Regions from separate parts of the Mus musculus genome. Here region 2 is linked to region 1. The links are chromatin loops, found by intact Hi-C in ENCODE. Cell type or tissue: heart. All regions are shown on one strand. Each heading gives the region's core, and the rest is flanking DNA. Links, peaks and the distances in the headings are about the cores only. Region 1 holds the start of Rab11a (RAB11A, member RAS oncogene family). Region 2 holds the start of Dennd4a (DENN/MADD domain containing 4A).

Evidence for each region. Hi-C counts contacts between places; a loop is a spot of excess contacts. Peaks named below come from ENCODE experiments on the same cell type or tissue, not always from the same donor. Only the 100,000 strongest peaks of a DNase experiment are listed, where the experiment ranks them.
Region 2: a loop joins it to region 1, with 4 times the contacts of the local background. A loop is called at or near these places in 9 of 42 quality-filtered maps.

What each region holds. Positions count from the first base shown.
Region 1 is chr9:64,735,069-64,737,975 of GRCm38, forward strand. It overlaps Rab11a (RAB11A, member RAS oncogene family), which reads right to left and starts at 2,688. Exons shown (of 5, transcript NM_017382.5): 1 at 2,516-2,688. The coding sequence starts at 2,555. In heart, for the core only: CTCF peaks have their summits at 1,620 and 2,588; a DNase peak (open chromatin) is centred at 1,693; H3K4me3 peaks cover 1,853 bases; H3K27ac peaks cover 1,779 bases.
Region 2 is chr9:64,809,933-64,812,839 of GRCm38, forward strand. It overlaps Dennd4a (DENN/MADD domain containing 4A), which reads left to right and starts at 1,079. Exons shown (of 35, transcript NM_001162917.1): 1 at 1,079-1,088; 2 at 1,408-1,654. It overlaps Gm36459 (a long non-coding RNA gene), which reads right to left and starts at 1,483. Exons shown (of 3, transcript XR_379559.2): 1 at 1,395-1,483; 2 at 1,014-1,170. In heart, for the core only: a CTCF peak has its summit at 1,810; a DNase peak (open chromatin) is centred at 1,479; H3K4me3 peaks cover 2,230 bases; H3K27ac peaks cover 1,823 bases.

The DNA.
Region 1 (2,907 bases), core at 122-2,621:
CTGTCGGGGTGGAAGAAAAGAACTGACTCCCAAAATTTGTTCTCTTACCCTCAACATGTGCTATAGTACACACTAGCATACACAAGTCAGTAAATACAATTTTTTAAAAACTTTAGGAGCCGGGCATGGTGGCACATGCCTTTAATCCCAGCACTTGGGAGGCAGAGGCAGGCGGATTTCTGAGTTCGAGGCCAGCCTGGTCTACAAAGTGAGTTCCAGGACAGCCAGAGCCATACAGAGAAACCCTGTCTCGAAAAAACCAAAAAATAAAAAATAAAAATAAAAAAATTTTAAAAGATTTATAGCTCAAAAGTCGGACAAGAACTATAACTTCATTTATAACCACTGAGTCCTCACAAGAGCTAAGTTTTATAATCTCACTCCCCAAAAAGTATCACAGTATTTCCTTTACTGAGGAAACTGAGGCTCAAAAAAGTTGAGCTGGGAGAAATAGTATAATTATATCATAATCTCAAAAAGTAAAAAAATACAAAAAAAAGTTAACTTTTCCAAGGTTACAAGGCAAAGAAACATAAAACCCCCATGTTTTCTCATTGATCAGAGGATGGTCTAATCTAAAAATTAAACTTTAATTCCTTCGGCCAATCTAGGATAAATTAACATTCTTAGAAAAAATAAAGTTTTCTATAACCAACATTCACATTCCAAACCAAATAAGAGAAATAACTTCAAAAGGTACCACCATTACAAAGTACTTAAAAATAAAACTCCCTTGATTGACTAAACCTTAGGATTTAGGTAATTTCAAATAATCTCAAATGCCTTAAATAAACATCCTAGGTCTCCTATTTGTTTTTATTTTTTTTTAATTTTATCTTATTTTATTTTATTTTTTGAGACAGGGACTCACTATGTAACCTGGTTATCCTGGAACTCACTCTGTAGACCAGGCTGGACTGGAACTGCCTGCCTCTTCCTCCCAAATGCCGGGATTTTAAAAGCCTATACCGCCAAGGCCTGCTTTCCTAGTAGTATTTTTAAGGTTTGGTGCCTTCTTATCTATACATTACTTTCCAATATGGTAGTAAGGGTAACACTGAAGGTACTTACTCTATAAATAGAATATTCGGAGTAACTTTTGATAAGGGTGTACTAGCAGCTAATATGTCAAGACTTGTAAAGAATTTGGAAATGTTTCCTGCTTCTTCACTTAGTCCAATCACTCTTAGCACCCAATGGCAAAGCCAGGAACACTCACCATGCTTAACACTCTTGAAACTCCACCCTCCCCAGAAAAGCTTTAAAAGCAAGGGCTTCTTCCTCACTGGCAATGATCTTTGTTCAACAAATTACTGATGGCTGCCCTTCTAATTCAGGAGCAGAGCAAGGCTACGAAAGTGAGAGCGCATTCATGAACAAAAAAAGCGTTCACTGTACTCTCTCGTCACTGAGAACTGTATCCTTTCACTTCAGCTTCTTCGCGGACTCAACCCATAAGCAAGTCTCTATTTACATTCTTCCCTGTTCTGTCCACCGGCTCCACATTTCCCCCCATCCTGTAATAAATTCTTGATTTCACTAAAAGGGCACGCTAGCACTATAACCCTCTCTCACTGTTTGGGAAAGGTATGTGACCAACCAGGGTTCTTCCCTTCCTGTCGGATCCTCCCAGTATTGCAGCAGGAAGCAACCAGTCCACAGTGATAAGCTCGCTAGTATTTGTGCAGCGCACAACCTTTCCTGTTCGGGAACTGGGCCTTCAGGTCTGGCAGGGATAACAGCCACCACCCATCCGCAGCCCCTTCTCGAAAGCCAAGTAAAAGGAGTTATCCCGGTCTGGTTGTAGCTAGGCAGGGACAGAGATGAAAAGGGGGGGAAAAAAAAAAAAAAAGAAAAACGCGAGGTGGGAAGTCATCTGCTTGCCTGGACACTGCGACAAGTGCATGAACGCCAGGAGTGATGGACAGCCCCTCTTGCCCTCCCCTTCTCTCCCTCCCACCAGCCAGGTCGCTCCGGAGTGCTAAACATTAGTTGCCCGTCTGTGGGGAGGGAGGGGACAGTCCGCGGGTACTGACCTCGAGGTCTGCGGGGATGGGGGTGGGGGCCCGGGGACGGGCGAATCTGGCCGAAGCCCAGGAAAAGGCTCACGAGGAGGGAAGGGAAGAAAAGGGAAACGAACAGAAAAGAGAAAAAGCAACACCCCCGCCCCCCGAGCCAGTGGGTGTCCCGATATGGGTGCTCAGCCCAGGCAGGGGCCTGTCAGAGGGGGGACGTGAGACGAGCAGCAGCATCCAAGAGGAGGGGCTCGAGACGCCCAGGGAAGGAACTGCACGGCCGTGAGGGACGCAGCCATCGGGGAGGACATACAGAGAGGGGCGCCGCGGCTCGTCAGGCCTCCCAAGGGCGCGGGAACCCGGACGAGCGGCGGGACCCCCGACGGGGCGGCAGGAAGGAAGCGCCGAGGCGGACTCCGACCAGGGCAGGGCTGGCCCTGCGCGGGTCCCCCGGGAGTGTCTCGGGCCCCAAATGGGCTCTCGCTGGCCCACGGCCTCACCTTTAAAGAGGTAGTCGTACTCGTCGTCGCGGGTGCCCATGGCGCGGCCGAGGAGCTGAGGGGCGGGAGCGGCGGTGGCAACGGCGGCGGGACCAGGGGGCGTCGCTGCAGGGGTAACCCGAGCGAGCGAGGAGCTTCAGCTGCCGGACCCGGTGACGAGCCCCGCCCTGTATGCGTCACTTCCGGAAGGCCCCAGCCCCTCGCAGAAAGTACTTCCGGAGAGATGGCACCCCGCCCATAAGCTAGGCAGGGTGGAATGCGCAGGAGTGGACACCACATTCTCACCCGGCTTTGGGAAGGCATACAGGAAAAACAATCCTAAAATGGTCCTTGGAGCCTTTGGCTTGTTCTTCTCCCCAATCATTCAGAGAAGCGAAGTGTAAATCTTTTAG
Region 2 (2,907 bases), core at 301-2,800, 75 kb after region 1:
TAGATGCCATTCTTCAAGTACCACTCACTGTTCCCAGCTGCTTTGTTCCCTACTTGCCATTCAGTGGCTTCGGCCTGCAGTTAGAATTAAGGATAGTCTTGTATTTCTAGGCCCTATACAACGGAGCTCTCAACTCCCTCTCTAATCTAATGGAAGGCTTCTCCAGGCAAAATACATTTCTCATCAACACAGATTCCTCGCAGTTCTAAAAGCCAAGCTCCTCCCTATTGCAGGTTCTCTGCATGATCTTTTTGCTTTACTCAATTCTCTGGGGCCTTTCTTCCATTACTGGCTTCTTCCTGCACTTCAGAGAGGCACAGCCTTGATCACTCTGGTTTCAAAAACCACCCTGTTATCTGCTACCTAGAATTCTTCCTAGAACTTTTATGTTTCTTCTCCAAGCATTAAATATATTTGGTTGTTGTTGTTGTTGTTGTTGTTGTTGAGCTTCTCCCACTAGACCTCAACTCCCTCAAAGCAGACCTTTTCTGGTTCCCTGACTGTTGTGTGTCAGCCCTGCTGGGTTTTCCAACAATATTGTCTGGATGAATGAGTCCAAGAGAAGGAGTGGAGGTATAAAATAAAACTGTAATCTCGGTTGGCAATAAAGATGAAGCCTGTTTTGCATAGATTAACTTCAACCTAGAGGAATTTTTTTTTAAAAGGTCCTATTTCTTCCTTCATTTGTTCATAGAATTCCAGCTAACATTATTCAATACTTTTTAGGCATACACTTTACATTTCTGAGTAACTCTGTAGAGGTAATCAACCTTTATTATCCACATTTTTCAAAGGCATCTTGCCAATAGCCATTAACAGTAGACCTGCAGTCTAGTTTAAGTAGGCCATATCCAATTAATCAATGTAATGGACACCCTTTCAATCAACAATAGCTGTTTTATCAACGCGCTTTTCAGAGAACCCCTCTGAATTCCCCCTTTTCCCTGACCTCTGTCTCGGGACTGAAAGCTACTGGTGGTTGCTAACCGCTTAGGGGGTTTTCTGCAGAATACCAGTGACTTTGGTGGGCGGATCTCAGCTCAGACCACTGCACCAAGCAGCAGTGCCGGGAAGGAAGAAGCAGGTCTGTTGGCCATAGCTGGATGCTTGTGAAAGAGGAAGGTACAGTGCGCCTTGTTCTTACTCGCCAGGGGCTCGGAATCTCCCAACCTGAAGGGGAACCACGACGCGTTTCCCCAGCTACACTCGCCGTCACCAGCCAGCCCGGCCCCACCCCGCCCACAGCCCCACCCAGCGGCCCGCCCACTTGCGGGACCCTTGTTAGTCCCCTCCCCCCACGACCCACCCCCTAGCTCGGCCCATTCCTGCCCCTCGGGTCAGATTCGGCCTGTGATTGGTTTTTGTTGCCATAGTCCCCGCCCCCATGTCTTTACCGTCACTCCCAAGATGGCGCCGGCCGCGGCGGGTTCGGCGGCTGGTGCTGAGGAAGGAGGCGGAGGCTTTGGCGACCGCGCGGGGAGGGGGAGTCCCGTCTGACTGAGACGGCTGGGCGGAGCGCCGGGCCGGGAGATGAGCTAAGCTGGCTGCAAGCGCCGCGACATTCAGCCCCCTCGTGTCCCGCCCGCCGCGCATGAGGGGATCAGACTCTGCATCTCAGGCTCTTCCCGGTGCTCGCGCGGGGGCCGGCGGGGAGGTGAGTGGCGGGGGCGGCGGCGTGGGCATCGGTGGCATAGGGAGCTGTCACGGCCCTGAGGAGGTGACTGGCAGGGGGACGCCGAGCCGGGTGATAGGACTTGGAGGGCCGCTAGGCGCGGGCAGCTGCTAGGAGGGGCTCTGGCCGTCCCGGAGGATGGCGAGATGCTGTCGATGGCGTTCGCGCGCCTCCGTGTGGGAACGAGCGCGGGACACCGGGGGGGTCCCTCCGGACTGGCCATTTGGTGCTGGCCTGGGGCTGTTGTTGTTGGGGTGATGGGGCGGGGGCGGACGGTGGGGAGGTCCTGAAGCTGGGATTTTGACAAGCTCGTTACGTAAGGTTGCTTCCCGGAATCCCACCTGCTCTGGGTTTCAAACCCGCGGCGGGGGCTGCTTTCCCGCGGCTGTTCAGTCCAGATGCCGGGGCCCGGCTGGGGCTCAGGTTCCACGTGAGCCCGGCCAGCGTCCAAGTTGACCAGTGTGTGTGTGTGTGTGTGTGTGTGTGTGTGTGTGTGTGTGTGTGTGTGTGTCTGTGCACACGCGCGCGCAATTCTTGGTCATCACCACTCCTTTTGAAGTTTATCTCTTTCTAGAGGGGAAAGACGAAGGAGGGGGCAGGGGGAGAAGGGGCAAAAAAGCTTGTGACCTAGAATTGGGTCGCAGCGACATCTCTTTTATGGTGCTTTTAAATGACAGGACGTAAAGGGAAACTTGGATGTTGCTGCTCCAGTGTGCTTTTCCTTCAGACGAATGGTTGGCCTCAGAGCGGTAGAGACGGTTTTTATTTGTCTTATAGGACAGTTATTTCTTGTTTGCAAAACAGGACAGGCATCAGTCAACAGGCTTGTATTTATCTGAGGGGAAAGTGGGTGTCAGCCAGCCAGAGAGACATGGGAGGGCAGGAATTGTGTCACTCTGTGAGTATATTGTTCTTTTAAGTGTGTTAGATATGAATGAAAAGGGTAGCCCAAAAGTAAAATAAACAATATTACATTATCACAAGATTATCTTTAGTGTATATACAGCCTTAATCTGTTTTCTGCCCACCCATTGTACCTCCTCTTTCCTTGGAGGAAGGGGGTGGAGACACCTGTAAACATCGTAGCCCAGGTTACACTAAGTTATTGTGGTGCATTTGAGATTACTATAAAGAGGAGTCTCAGGGGGAACCCAAGATTAGTTTATAAGTAAGGATTCTTGGGCAAATTGATCAGTTTATATTTACAGTAGTTCTGAGATACAGCTTCTGAAAAA